Regions from separate parts of the Homo sapiens genome. Here region 2 is linked to region 1. A link is a contact called in ENCODE Hi-C or POLR2A ChIA-PET data. All regions are on one chromosome and are shown on one strand. Each heading gives the region's core, a stretch centred on a gene start or an enhancer-like site at or near the end of the contact. The rest is flanking DNA. Distances are from core to core; before and after follow the strand shown. Region 1 overlaps KIAA1671. Region 2 overlaps SEZ6L (seizure related 6 homolog like).

Region 1 (6,778 bases), core at 115-2,614:
TGAGACTCTGTCTCAAAAAAAAAAAAAAGAAAGAAAGAAAGAAAAGAAAGACATCATTAACACCAGTGAAACCACTTCCATCTTCTTAAGAGCTTTCATTTTACCAAATGACCACTCACAGAGCACCAACTACTCCATGCTAGCCAATTTATACCCAGCATCTCATTTAATTGAGTCAATACCCTGAAGCCTCGCTAAAGGTGGTAGATGCTGTTGGTTCCCTGCCAGATCTCCTTTATTGGCTGGGGCGCCCATTCCCCAGGTGCTGGGGGCTCTGGCTGCTATGGCTCACAGCCCCCTCTCCTCCAGACCGTGGGCAGTGGAGAAAAAGCTGCCCCAGTGCTCTGAAGTAGGACTTATTTTGTGATGCTGTTCACCCGCCAAAGCTCCTGAATGGACCACGTTGACTCAAGCTGTTGTCACTAAATCACATCCACACAAATCCCCACCTCAGAGTCTGCTTCTGGGAACCCGACCTGAGACACTGCTCTGCAAAATCAACAAGGTGACGCAGTTGTTTTTGTTGTTGTTGTTTGGTTGGTTGGTTGGTTTTTGAGATGGAGGAGTCTCGCTCTGTCTACCAGGCAGGAGTGCAGTGGCGTGATCTCGTCTCACTGCAACCTCCGCCTCCTAGGTTCAAGTGACTCTCCTGTCTCAGCCTCCTGAGTAGCTGGGTTATAGGCGCCCGCCACCATGCCTGCCTAATTTTTGTATTTTCAGTAGAGACAGGGTTTCATCACATTGGCCAGACTGGTCTCGAACTCCTGAGATCAGGTAATCCACCACCTCGGCCTCCCGAAGTATTGGGATTACAGGCATGAGCCACTGTGCCCAGCAGGAACACAGTTTTTTAAACTGTTTCTGGGTATCCACTGATTCCAAACTAAATCTCTAAGAGTGGGCAGATTCAGCATGAGAAGTTTGGAAAAGCAAGACATGTAGCTGAGGTTGGTAAATAAGATCCCGGAGGCAGCGGCGGGGTGGGGGGTGGGAGGGGCAGAATAAAGGTTTATTATGCCCATTTTACAGATGAGAAAAACTGAGGCTCACATAAGTGATTTTTGTTGTCATGGATTCTAAATTTGAAGTCAAAGAGGTAGATTTGAACCCTGTTCCGTTGCACCCCAAAGCCTTAACTCTTCTCTCCATGCCTACTGCTCAGCTGTTTGGGGGTTAACAGGCCTGGCCAGTGCTGAACATGGTAACTTTAGGCTGGCTGTGAGTAGAACATTCCCCGGCTTTACTTGCCTGGTGCAAGCTGCTCAGCCGGCTCTAAATTTAGAACTGCTAACATGGTCAGGAAGAGGGGTCCCTGGGGGTTACTGTTCCACAGCCAGACGGCGCTGGGATTCGGACTGGCGCCTTGGTCACACTCAGAGCCAGCCTGGTGTGGAGAAAATATGGAAACAGCTCTCTGGCCGGCCTTTGGGGGATTTCCTGTCCACCTGTGCAGACCGAACAACAGGAAAAGTCTGCAGTGGGGTTGGGTGGATGGGACGGGGCAGATGGAGATGGGCGAGGTCCACCCAGCTGGGCTTCCCTTCTCAATTCATTCACAGATGGATGCTCCTACAAAGGTCAGGGCAGTGCAGGAAGCATTTGCTAAGCACCTGCTCTATGCCTGGCCCTGCATTAGGATCTGAGGGAAAAGATGAACGAGATACATTCCTCTCCTCAAGAAGTTCATTTATGCACTCACTCACTCCTGCGTTCAGCTCAACACATATTTATTTATTCAGCACCTATTGTGTGCCAAGCCCTGTTCTAGGAAGTGGGGAAACTAATGAGCAAGACATGTCCCTACCCACAAGAACCACTTTTTCACTCACCCACTCATTCGCTCATTCAGATTAACATTTAATGAGCACCTGCTGTGTGCAAGACCTTAAGCTAGGAAGTGGAGAGACAGAGATGAACAAGACATGCTCTCTGAGGATGAAAAGTTTCATTTTCGCATTCATTGTTTTCTTTCACTCTTTCATTCAGTTCTGTAAATGATTAATGAGCACTTGCTGTGTACTCAGCCCTCTGCTAAGCACTGTGCATATAGATATGAAACAAGACACAGCCACTACTGATAGAGTTCACTTCAGTGGTTCATTCATTCATTCAGCATAACATTCATTGATGGAAACTCCTGGATGTCAGGCACTGTGTCACGTGACAGGGATACAAAGATAGGGGCTGTTTCTGCTTGCAAAGAGTCTCACTCATCCATTCATTCTTTCATTCCTCCAGTGCAGTGAGTATTTATTGAGTGCCTACTATGTGTCAGGGACACAGATGTGCATACGAGAGAATCTCTGCTCTTGAACAGCCTTCCTCCCTTCCTCCCTCCCTCCCTCCCTCCCTCCCTTCCTCCCTTCCTTCCTTCACCACTTATCAGTTTGCTTCACTCAACATATATTGGACACTTACTGTCTATCAGGCTGTGCGGAGGCAGAGGAATGAATCCCAGGCCTGGATCTGAAGGAAGTCATAGACACACCAGCTCACACACACAGGGTGAGCATCATTTGGTTCCTGTCAGGGCCATGAGGACCCACCCAATGGTTCCTCAAAAGCTCCCAGCAGCAGGCAACACGTCCCTCCTACAGAGCCGCAGGACGGACAGGGGGTTATGGGGGGGGAGGTGGGGGCCCCTCAGCACACTGGGAGAGAGAAACTGCTGGAAATATACACCAGAGGGAGGGTTTGGTGAGTGAGGTGATTCAGACATCTCAGTGAGGATTTTCAAGAACTCAAGGAATATTCTAAGTTCAGAGGAGGAAGAGAAAAAGATCGGCCCACGTCTTCTGACTGTGGCATACTCAACACCAAACTGCCAGCAGCAGTGTTGGTTCCCCTTGGCTCCTCTGCCCTCCCAGGCCAAATGCCTGCCAGGAAAACAATGGCTTTGAATCGGCTGCTGAGAGGACTGAGAAAAGCGTCCACATGAAGTCCCTGGCACAGTGCCCAGCACAGAGTAGGTGCTCAGTGAATGTCACCTGGGCACATCTGATCTACTGCAAGATGCAGTGATTTTGAATGTGGCTACACATTCTCTGCCACTCCTGCCACTGAGAAGGGGGTCCATGTCCCCTCCCCTTGTCACTGCATGGCCCAGCAGAGAACAGAAGTGACGCTATGTAAGTCCTGTGGCTGCAGCCATCATAAAGGGAAGTGTGGCGTTTGCCTTCTTTGCCACAACACTCACTTCCAGAGCCCTAAGCTGCCATGTTGTGAGGAAGCCCACGCCACCAGGAGTGGCCGTGTTTCAGTGCTCTGGTTGACAGTCCCAGGGAAGCCTGGTTTTTGAACCATCACGTGTGCCAAACACATGGGTGAAGAAGACTCTAGATGGTTTTTGAACCATCACATGCACCAAACACATGGGTGAAGAAGACTCTAGATGGTTCTATCACTCAACTGTTCGAGGCTCCCAGCTGACACTCCAGACAGGCAGCAGACACTCTCACTGAGCCCTGCCTAATTTCTGACCCACAGGATCCATGGACATAATGAACAGTGGTTGGTTTGCACTGCTGTTTTGGAGTCGTTTGTTATGGCAACTGATAACTGGCCTGGAGGCATTTCTTCAACAGGTCCCTGCCCTGCACACCCTGCAGAATCTGGGAGGATCAGATAAACCAGAAACCATAAAATACCTTTTATACATTGTCAATTTTTTTTTTTTTTTTTTGAGATAGAGTCTTGCTCTGTCGCTGAGGCTGGAGTGCTTTGGCGCAATCTCCACCTCCCGATTCAAGCGATTCTCCTGCCTCAGCCTCCTGAGTAGCTGGGATTACAGGCGTGCGCCACCATGCCTGGCTAATTTTTGTATTTTTAGTAGAGATGAAGTGTCACCATGTTGGCCAGGTGGTTTCGAACTCCTAACCTCGGTGATCCGCCCGCCTCGGCCTCCCAAAGTGCTGGGATTACAGACGTAAGCCACTGTCAAGTTCTATACACACAGGAGCCACTGGCATTATCTCTCAGGACACAGAGGGGGCTCTGCAGCCTTCCTGACCACACTAAACTTGGCAAACCATAACTAAGGCTGCCACTCCCATCAGTTAGGCTGGGAGACTCTGCAGACTACTGGGACTGACCTGCACTCACGTGGCAGGCCGCCGCTTTGTCCTCAAGACAAGACTTAGGTCATCCCTCCAGGAGGAATGAACTGGAGGACAAAGGCGGCTTTCACTGGGCCCAGGCTGCTCTCGGCAAATAGGGGCGGTCAGGGCAGAGCTGGAAGGGGGTGGCCCCAGGCACTCCCCCCTGGGCAGGTAGCCAAACAGGCCAGGTGGGGCCCAGGCAAGCTGGGGCAGCAGGGGGTCTGGCAAAGGGCTTTCTTCCCTGCTATCTGGGTCTTTTCCAATCTAGGCCTTAACAGGGAGAGGGCAGAGTAAAATGAGGCATGAGGACAGCTTGGTAAATTCAATAGAATGTGGAAAAGGTATCCCTAGGATTAAGGTCAAATTAAAGACATAAACTAACACAGTGCAGGCTCCAGAGTAAGACAGCCTGGGATCAAATCTTGGCTCCACTGTTGACCAGCTGTGTGATCTTCTGCAAGTGAGTTAACCTCTCTGAGCCTTGTTTTCCTTATCTGTAAAATGCACATAATAACAGTGCCTCCCTTCTAAGACTGTTGTGAGGATAAAAAGAAACATTCTAAAGTGCTTTTCCTAGTACCTGGCTGCTATGGACTGAAATATATTCCCCCCAAATTCACATATTGAAGCCCTAACCCCCTAGTACATCAAAGGTGACTATTATTTGAAAATAGGGCCTGTAAAGTTGTGATTAGGTTTAAAATAAGGGTGTTAGGTTGGGCTCTAATCCAATCTGACTGTTAACGTCATTAGAGGAAATCTGGAAACACAGACAGGAGCCCACACACGCAGAGGGAAGATGGTGTAAGGACACAGAGAGAAAGTGGTTATCTGCAAGCCAAGGAGAGAGACCTCAGGAGAAACCACACTTGCCAACACCTTGATCTTGGACTTGTAAACTCCAGAACTGTGAGAAAATACATTTCTTCTGTTTAAGCCATTCAGAAGTCTCTGGTTTTTTAATATGGCAGCCCTGGAAAACTAATACACCAGCACATAGGAGGAGCAAAATAAAAATCTCTGATTACGATATTATTACATTTATATTATAGCAACAAAATATTAGGTCAACATGAACATGCCTATATTTTATTAATATAAATGTTTGATATGAAATATTAAAACAATATGAAACACCTGCAGTTGTATGTCCCTGCCTCAGAATTTCTATATAAAATATCAGGTGTTTTTTGTTTTTTTGTTCTTTAGAGAGACAGAGTCTTGCTCTGTCACCCAGGCTGGAGTGCAGTGGCACAACCATAGCTCACTACAGCCTCCAACTCCTGGGTTCAAGTGATCCTCCTGCCTAGCCTCTTGAGTAGCTGAGACTTGAAAGCATGCACCTCCACGCCCAGCTAATTTTTAAATTTTCTGTAGAGACAGGGTCTTGCTATGTTACCCAGGCTGGTCTCTAACTCCTGGGTTCAAGTGATCCTCCCACCTGGGCCTCCCAAGGTTCTGAGATTACAGGCATGAGCCACCAGGCCTGGCCAACATCAGGTTTTCTTAAACTGTAATAATTCAGACCAAATTCCTTGAAAACCTTGTCATCCATGCATTACTGAACCACTGAAATGGTTACATTGTGTCCTCTGGGCTCCAATCACAGTGATAAAATCAATGACACCCTCAAATCTCCCACTTCCTCCAGAGGTGCCTGGCCTCTGCGCATTGTGGTTCAGCCTCTTGGATGCCCATCTTCTCTTGTCCTACTCAGGTGTTAAGACCCAGCTCAGGCCTAGTTCAGGGTAGGCACTCAATACACGTGCACGGCAAGCCAACTATGAGATAAGTTAATGCATTTCAACAAAGAAGATGCTGGGCCCAGAGGGGGTGGTGGCTGGCACAAGGTCACAGTATCCTGGCTCCACACTCATCAACTCTGTCTCAAACACAGAAACCACATGTCCACTCAGCTTGAAACCCCCAAATCTGAGTCCTTTTTCAGCTCTGGAAAATCCATTTGCCTACCAGCAGCAAACAGTGCGGGTAGAGGGCACGGAGAGGGCATCAACCTGCATCAAGCCTTCCATAGCTCACTGTAGCTTCCAACTCCTGGGCTTAGGTGATCCTCCTGCCTCAGCCTCCCCAGTAGCTGGAAATATAGACATGCACTACCCAGCGGGGTAATTTTTACATTTTTTGTAGAGATGGAGTCTTGCTATGTTGCCCAGGCTGGTCTGGAACTCCAAGGCCTCAAATGATCCTCCCTTCTCCTTCCTTCTTTTTACACTCCACACTATTCTCTCCTGATGTTGGACTTTCCAGAGGCTCTGTGCAACCTTTGGACAAGTCAGGTTTTGCTCGGTGTCCTCATTTGCAAAATTTGGACAGTCAGAACCCCTGCCTCACTGGCTGTTGAGACAGCCACACACACTCAGGTGTGAAAGTGTGTAGCTCTGCACATGCTTAAAAAAAAAAAAGCAGCTGCCCATCTAACCCCTGTTGTTAGAACAGGGGTGCCCTCTAGTGCCTCAATCGAGAAGTCATTCCACCCTCGAGGCAGCCAGCAACTTCTACACTGTGGGTTCAATTCCTCCCTTGGATATGTGGAAAGACAGCACCTACTGTGTGCTAGGTGCTCTCCCCACTGGTCTCCACAATGAAATGCTTACACAATCCTCATTTGAGACAGGGAGTTTCTCATCGTCAGGTGAGACACAAGATCAGAGACACGAAGT
Region 2 (7,681 bases), core at 4,041-6,540, 1.2 Mb before region 1:
ATATGTGGGCAAGGATGTGGAGACACTGGTACTGTCACATTGCTGAGGGGAAAGTAAAATGGTGCAGCTGCTGTGGAAAATCGTTTGATGGTTCCTCAAAAAGTTATACATACAATGACCCTATGACCCAGCAATTCCACTCTTGAGTATATATCTAAGAGAAATGAAAGCCATATCCACACAAAAAACTGGCATACAAATGTTCACAGCAGCATTGTTCATAATAGCTGAAAAGTAGAAACAACTCAAATGTCTACTAACGAATAAACAGGTCAACAAAATGTGGGACATCCATACAATGGAATATTATTCAGCTGTAAAAAGAAATGAAGTACTGATACATGCTACAACATACACGAACTTTGAAAACACAGTGCCAAGCGCTAAGTGAAAGAAGTCAGACATGAAAGTCACATATTATATGATTCCATTTACATAAAATATCCACAATAGATAAATCCACAGAGACAGAATGCAGCCGGATGGTTGCCAGCGAGTGTGGGGAGGAGGGAGGGATGGGGAGTGACTGCTTTCTGTACAGTGTTTCCATTTGGGGTGTTAAAGATGTTTTGGAGCTAGGTAGTGGTGATGGTTGCACAATAGCGTGAACATACTAAAATGTCTCCAATGGTAAATTTCATATTATGTGTATTTTACTCCAATAAAAACATAAATAACAATAGTCATCCATATTTGGAGCAGTTTCTTCCCCTGGGCTGAAAGCCATTCCCTGAGGTCACTCTCGGTGTCCTACAGGTTGGTCTTTCCCCTCTTAGTTGGACCATCAGGTTTGGTCCGGCTGAGGCTGGAGCATACCTGAGCAGATGGGCTCCTGGCTGCTCCAGTGCGGCTTGGAGGCATTGATGCATGTCAGCATCTTAGCGCCCTGGAGCTCATAGCCCAGGTGGCAGTGAAAGTGGGCCACCCCACCTGAGTGCAGGTCCATCACCGTGACATCCCCAGAGTCAGGCCGGCGGGGAAAGTTGCAGCTCAGCATGAAGGCTGGGAAGAAATGCAGAGGCAGACTCAGTCATCACTTGGAGTGGCAGATCAAGAACCTGACCCACATCCTGGGAGCCAGTTTGTGCTGGGGAGAGAAGATGAGGCCCCTGGGGACTCCAGAGCTCTGGAGAATGGTATTTTTGTGACTCTCTTTGATCATATCAGGCTGAAACTGCCAGGTTAGCACTTTCTTGGGACTTAAAAATCGCCACCCTGCCTAAACAGAGACAGCAGGTTTGGGATGAAAAATGAGTTTCCATACCTCCTTTGAGCCTATCTCTATCTATGTAGAGACAGATTGGCCTTCTCTCTGGGACTGGGAGGGGCAAGACCACCCAGGAAGTTTAGTCCCACCTGCGTGCACATCTTGAGTGCTTGTTAAAAATGCAGATGCTTGAACCAGGTCTTTGGGAATTGCCCAAGGATATGAAAGCTCGAGAACTACTGGCCTGCGAGACAGGAGCTTGGGCTTTAGAAAGAAAACTAATGTGAGTTTACAAAACGATGTCACCTTGAGACAAGGACTCAGTGCCTCCACCTTACAGGTGGTGGTGGGGATTAAATGAGATAATACAGAGAAAGAGCCTCCTTCGCAGTCAGTAGATGGGGGTAGTAAAAGGGTGCATGGGGACATACTGAATTCCTCAGTTTTCATAAGAGGATGTCAAATTCATCCTAGCTTCTTCACCCTAGACCATGGTCTGACCTCTCCTGCAGCACAGAATATCTTTATTCTCAGTACTGATGAGGAGGAATACATTCAAGTTCATGATTCACATTCTTTTTTGTTGTTGCTTTTAAATTCACAACAACAGCAAAGGGCAGTATCCCACAATGAAAAGTTGTGATGAAGTGGACACTCCCCTTTGCAGTCATCCACCTGTTTCAGAAACAGGTGAGAGAAAAGTTGAAAATGAGTTGTTGTTGTTTTCAAATGTCTGGACAATTTGATATAACACATGATGGCTCTCAATATCTGGTTGCATGGTTCACGAATCCACTTTCCATTCAGATGTTTCAGCAGTTGGTAAGTATCCAAGGGAAAGTTCCTGGGTGAGGCAAAGGAGACCTGAGGTCATGGGAGCTGCATAGGAGGAAATCGGGGTGGAGGAGAGGGGAAGAAAAGGGGGACTAGGAAAGGAGAGAGAGAGAGAAGGGAGGGAAAATAGAGGGTGGAAAGGAAGAGAAAGAGAGGAGGAAATGAAGAAATAAAACAAGCAAGCAAAGAGGGAGGAGAAGAGAAGGAAGGAGAAAGGAAGTAAGAGAAGAGAGGAATGAACAGAGAGCAAAACAGAGAAGACAGGAACAGACAAAAAGGAAAACCAGTAGAGGAAGAAGAAAAGAGAGAAGTACCCTGTTAAGGCTCTTTATCAGGAGTCTGTGGACGCACAGTGGATCTATATATTGAATTCAGGGCCTGTGAACTTGAATGAAGGAAAGCTGCTTGCTTATTTTCATTAACCTCTACCTTAGCTGTGCTATTTTCCTGGCAACAAACTGAAACATTGTAGTAGAACCTGTGACTTTGACACCAAGAGAAACCACAGATATTTTTCATATCATAATGGATATCTCAACCTATTTCTTATGCTCCTTAGTACTTTGAAATGTCAGCAATTATAAGAACTACTAGAAGACATTGTTTAATGAATTAATAAAAAGCACATAGATTAAGGCATCATAGATTATAACAGTATTTTGATAACTGCAGCTCAGTAATACCGTTTTCTTTAAAATTGTATATATTTTATTTTATACTTTTAAAAACATTATTCTGAGAAGGGGTTTGTAGGTTTTACCAAACTGTCAGAGAGGTCCCTGGCACAAAAAGTTTTAAAATCCTTTTCTCCAGAGGGAAACTGAGGCAAACGCCTATGTTTCATCAGCCTTGGCCTGACCCTACCCTGGTAGTGAAGCTGGAAGGTCCCAAGGCCGTCGTCCTGGAAGGTCCGGAAGTAGACGGAGATGGTGTTGGTGGGGCTTCGGATTACCTGCCCCTCCACCAGGAGTGTCTGGTTGGCCAGGACGGTCAGGGTAGGGCCGTCCACCCCGCGGATGGAGAGCAGTTCCCCATCGGACAGGTTCACACTCTTCACCTGGGAACAGGCAGAAGCAGACAGAGAGGAACTCTGAGTTGTGTTTGAGACAGAGCCTTCTAAGGTTGCAAAGAAGTCAGTGAAAAGTGGCCCAGGTACTGCTAGCCCCTGGTCAACGGGACCCCTGGGCCCCATGCCGAGCCCACAGGAGCCCTGGGAATATCAAGGTCCCCCTAATTTCCCCAAAAGCCAAGGGGATAGAGTGAAACCAAACTGCAAGGCAGAGGCATTGCAAGGGACTTGCAATGTGAGGCCCCCATTGCTGTGTCCTGTAAGAGGGGCCTTTGGCACAGGCCCTGGATGCTAGTGGGTGGGATAGATTATCCTGGAGCTGGTGAGTGGAGGCAGCAGTTGGATCAGCTTGTGCTTGAGATCCAATCTCCAGGGAGCCGGGAGAAGCATTCTACCAGAATGTATACTCTGCAAGGTTAGGGATTTCTCCATGCTGTTCAATGTTTCCAGTGCCTAGAATAGTACCTGGCACATATTAAGTGCTCAGAAAATATTTAAAAAAGATTGAATATATTCTTCCATTTTCTGCATAAATTGGTAAGTGAGGGGTGGGGGCCTCATTTCTAGGGCACTCTCTGGCCCATTCTCTTATTCTCCCCAGTGGTGGCTACAACTGCAGGACAATCAACCCCTATCTCAAAGAATCAGACACTTGCTTTGCCATTTACACTCTGTGGGATTTGAGAAGAAAGAAGCGAGATACTTTAGTTGTACGCAGGGAGGCTGAACAAATGGTATGTGCGCGTGTGTGTGTAAGGGAGAATTTAGTCAGGTCTCAATGCCTAATTTGAAGACTTACGCTTTTATGAGTAGGGCTTGGAACTTTAGTTTCTCTGCCTCTCCTCTAAACAGGGCAGGCCTTACCCACAAGCTCTTCTTCCTTCAGGCCCTATATCTTATCCTCTTTTCTCTTTGATGAACTCCTACTCATTCACCAAAGCCCCATTAAAATTGCCCTCCTCTATGAGACCTTCCCTGATTGCCAAGGAGTTTGCCTGTTCCTTTGCTGCGATTCTACAACAACCTCTAAAACACCAATTAGAGTCCCTACTAAATGGCATCCTACGTATTTCTCTTTTAGGGCAGGCATTGCATCAGTTTTTTACATCAACATATTCTCCTGTGTCAACAGCTTTGCCTGGTGCATTCTAATTGCTCAATGAATGAACTCTACTGTGCCTGGTAAAAGGCTCCACACAGTACTGGACACATACTGGGTCCAATACTCTTCATGACATGGAGGAAAGGGTTCTTAAGCACTATAATAATCTGGACTGCAGGTTTTCTCCAGTTTATTTTAATTCCATGAACAATTATTAAGGACCTACAATGTGCCACACACTTGTGCAAAGCTCTGGGGACTGCAAAGACTACAGGTTCTACTGCTGAGGGGCTTACCTTTTGTCTCTCTTATACAAGTAAAACAAAAACAAAAACAAAAAACCTTCCTAAGGTAAGGTCATACACCTGCCCCAGCTCAGAAACTTTTGATGGCTCTTTATTTCCCATGAGAAAAAGGAACACATTCAGGGTGATTAGCATACTGAAGATAATGGATAACATGCACTGCATGGTCGCGATTTCTGCTGGGCTCTGACCAAATGATTTCTCTCTCTCTCCTCCCTCTCTCTCTGCTGGGCTGTGGCCAAATGATCTCTGCATTGTCATATTTACTGCTCCCCCAAACTTTACAAAGCAGTAACATTATTCCTATTTTATTGATCGGGAAACTGAGGCTCAGAGAGGTGAAGTTCCTTGTTCAAAGTCACGCAGTTTTAACTGGAAGAGGTAGGACTTAAAACCCAGATGTTTGAGCATTATGCCACCCTGCTTTTCCTTTCTTACTGTATGGGCAAAAGTTTAAGAATAAAATGTCCTAATAACCAGAAAATGAAGGAAAGCAAGCAAGCAAGCAAGAAAGAAAGAAAGAAAGAAAGAAAGAGAAAGAGAAAGAAGCAAGAAAGCAGGAAGCAAGCAAGCAAGCAAGAAAGAAAGAAAGAAAGAGAAAGAGAAAGAAGCAAGAAAGCAGGAAGCAAGCAAGCAAGCAAGAAAGAAAGAGAAAGAGAAATAAGGAAGCAAGCAAGCAAGAAAGAATCAAATGAATCAGGTGGAGCTTCCGTGTGTGTGTGTGTGTGTGTGTGTGTGTGTGTGTGTTTATGCACGTGCATGCGTGTGTGTATGTGTGTGTGAGATAAGCAGAGTATCAAGGGATTTTCCTTCTGGGAAATACCTCAGAATTTGTCAGCATGTTCCCTCTATCCCCACAAGCTATTTTAGCAAAGCATTGAGTTAAGAACTCCTACTCATTCGCCAAAACCCAGCTAAAGTTGGCCTGGTTGGGCAAAGACAGAACCAAACTAGTTAGCATAACAGTAAGCCTGACTCAGACAATCCTCCTGAGACTTCCTGCTAGACGAGGCAGCCTCTGTGAGGTACTCTCCTGGGGTTACCTGGAGCTCCACCCCATAGCCAGTGTAGACTGTCACGTTGTATGTGCACTCCAGAAAGTTGTTGAGGGGCAGCAGTGGGTAGTCGCTGGAGTCAATGTACCCCTCAGGATTGGAGAAGCTCACACTGCAGAGAGCTGGAAGGAAGGACTTTAATTAGGACACCAAAGACAACTTGGATGTAAGCTCAACCATGGGCTGTGGGGTGGAATGGGGGCTTTAGGGGAACCTGCATTTTGCTGTTCCCATCTGTCCTTCTGCTGTTAATTCCTCAGCTCCAGAATTGACATGATAATAAAAATAGCAATAATTGACACAGAATGATCACTTACTATATCCTGCTAGGCACCATTTTAGCTAGTCAACAGGGGTGACCCCACTTATTCTCATAGGGACTGATAATATTTCATCCCCAGTTTAGAGGGAAGTAAACAAAAGCTCAGAGAGGGGCCGAGCTCAAACAGCAAGCAGGATTTGGACCCAGAGCTCACGTGCTTTGAAGGGTGGCCACATTGCACTTGTCCAAAATCCATGTATGCTTGACAATTGGGGGTCCTTCTCCCATTTTAAAGATGGTAGAGAAGACTGGAACACAGAAGAGCATTTTATCAAGTCTAGAAAATACATGTAATGCTAAAAGCAAATGTGCTTTGAAAAGGCTAGTGGCTTTGAAGCAGGTTAAATGAAGAATTCCGTTCCAAGATGAAAAGGTTTTGAATCTTGCTCATTAGCTGTGTGACCTTTGGCAGGTTGCTTGGGGGTCTCAGGGTTTCAGTTGTCTCATCTTTAAAATGGGGATGTTGGCTGAGTGTCCTGGCTCATGCCTGTAATCCCAGTGCTTTGGGAGGCTGAGGTGGGAGGATTGCTTGAGCCCAGGAGTTCCCCAGCCTGGACAATAAGCAAGACCCCCTTTCTACAAAAAACAAAAAAATTAGCTGGACATCATAGTGCATGCTTGTAGTCCCAGCTACTCAAGAGGCTGAGGCAAGAGGATCACTTGAGCACAGGAGTTTGAGGCTGCAGTGAGCTATGATCGTGCCATGGCACTCCAGCCTGGGCGAAAGATCAAGACCCCTTTGCTAAAACAACCCCCCAAAACAACAAACAAATGAAATGAGGCTATTAATTCTGAGCCACAGGGCGAAGCTCATAGTCAGTGCTCAATGGACGGTAACTGATGGTGGGGCCGGGGCTTCTTGAGATTCCTCTACCCACATGCCCTGAACATAGTGAGTGCCTCATGGCTGTTTCAGGATGGCTTCAGGAGTTGGGGGCTGCATACCTGGTGCCTGCTCGGTGGTGATGACCGTGGTGGTGATAATGGTGGAGGTAGTGGTCTCCTGGCTCTCCTCTGAGGCTGACCCAGTCAGCTCATTCTCACCTTTGTCCATCAGGGCCATGGGGCTGGTGTCCTCCTGGGGGGCCTCCTGGGCCATGTCAGGCCCAGGCTCCCCGGGTTCTGGCCTCTGGGGGAGTGTGTGGGCCACATAGGGCTGCGAAGTGAAGGGGGAGATTTGCAGGGGTGCGGGTGTTGTAGGGACCGCACTCTCCTTTCGGTCCAGCCAAAGGGGCACTTCTGATGCCTCCTCGGAGGCCACGATGGGGTCCGGGTCCCCCGGTGGGCCAGGCTTCTCCGTGGAGGAGGAGAGGAGATCTAGGCCCTGGGACGCTGGCTGGGACCCTGCCCTTTGGACAGTGGCTGCGGAGGTGGCCTTGGGCCTCAGCTGCTTCCTGGCAGAGTTCACCTGCTTGAGCGAAGGCAGTTTCTTCTTGGGGGGCAAGGCGTGCTTGGGGCGGGCCTCCTCTGGAAGCAGCGGTGACAGGGCTGGGATGTCGTGATGTGCAGAGGGTGCGGTCCCATCCAGCACCAGCTCGCCCAGCACTTCCGCCGACTGTGAGGAACTGGGGGGCGCTGTTACCACTCTCTCTTCAGGGTGCTCTTTGCCAGGACTGCCTCTCTCCGGGGCTCCTGAGGGCAGGAGGTAAGGACCCAAAGGGCTAGCATCTCCCTCGGGAAGAGCATCTTGGAAGAGGAGAAAAGACACCAGTTAGTTTGGGGAGATTTAGGACCTTCACCTGCTGTCAGACTCTGAGGGTGGCCCTCCTAAGGGCGGTGCCCAAAGC

The links. A loop is a pair of places that touch in the nucleus more often than their neighbours do. ChIA-PET counts read pairs that join two places held with the same protein, here RNA polymerase II (POLR2A). Pooled maps may share reads with other maps.
Region 2: a pooled map shows a loop between it and region 1 (22-fold over the local background). The contact joins two enhancer-like sites. A Hi-C loop is called at or near these places in 2 of 37 single-sample maps with no recorded cell type and 6 of 50 pooled maps. POLR2A ChIA-PET finds 5 or more read pairs at or near these places in 1 of 52 experiments (WTC11).

What each region holds. Positions count from the first base shown.
Region 1 is chr22:25,081,362-25,088,139 of GRCh38, reverse strand. The region is part of intron 6 of KIAA1671; the gene reads right to left. Among named protein-coding and RNA genes, the nearest start is that of KIAA1671-AS1, 28 kb to the left of the region's middle. RefSeq lists an enhancer at 1,844-2,138. Within about 2 kb of position 1,364, at least 10 of the 41 ENCODE cell types and tissues checked have a DNase peak (open chromatin) inside an H3K27ac peak, as active enhancers do.
Region 2 is chr22:26,292,305-26,299,985 of GRCh38, reverse strand. SEZ6L (seizure related 6 homolog like) reads right to left here. Exons shown (of 17, transcript NM_021115.5): 2 at 6,840-7,580; 3 at 5,561-5,694; 4 at 2,906-3,098; 5 at 817-1,002. Among named protein-coding and RNA genes, the nearest start is that of SEZ6L-AS1, 50 kb to the right of the region's middle. Within about 2 kb of position 5,290, at least 3 of the 41 ENCODE cell types and tissues checked have a DNase peak (open chromatin) inside an H3K27ac peak, as active enhancers do.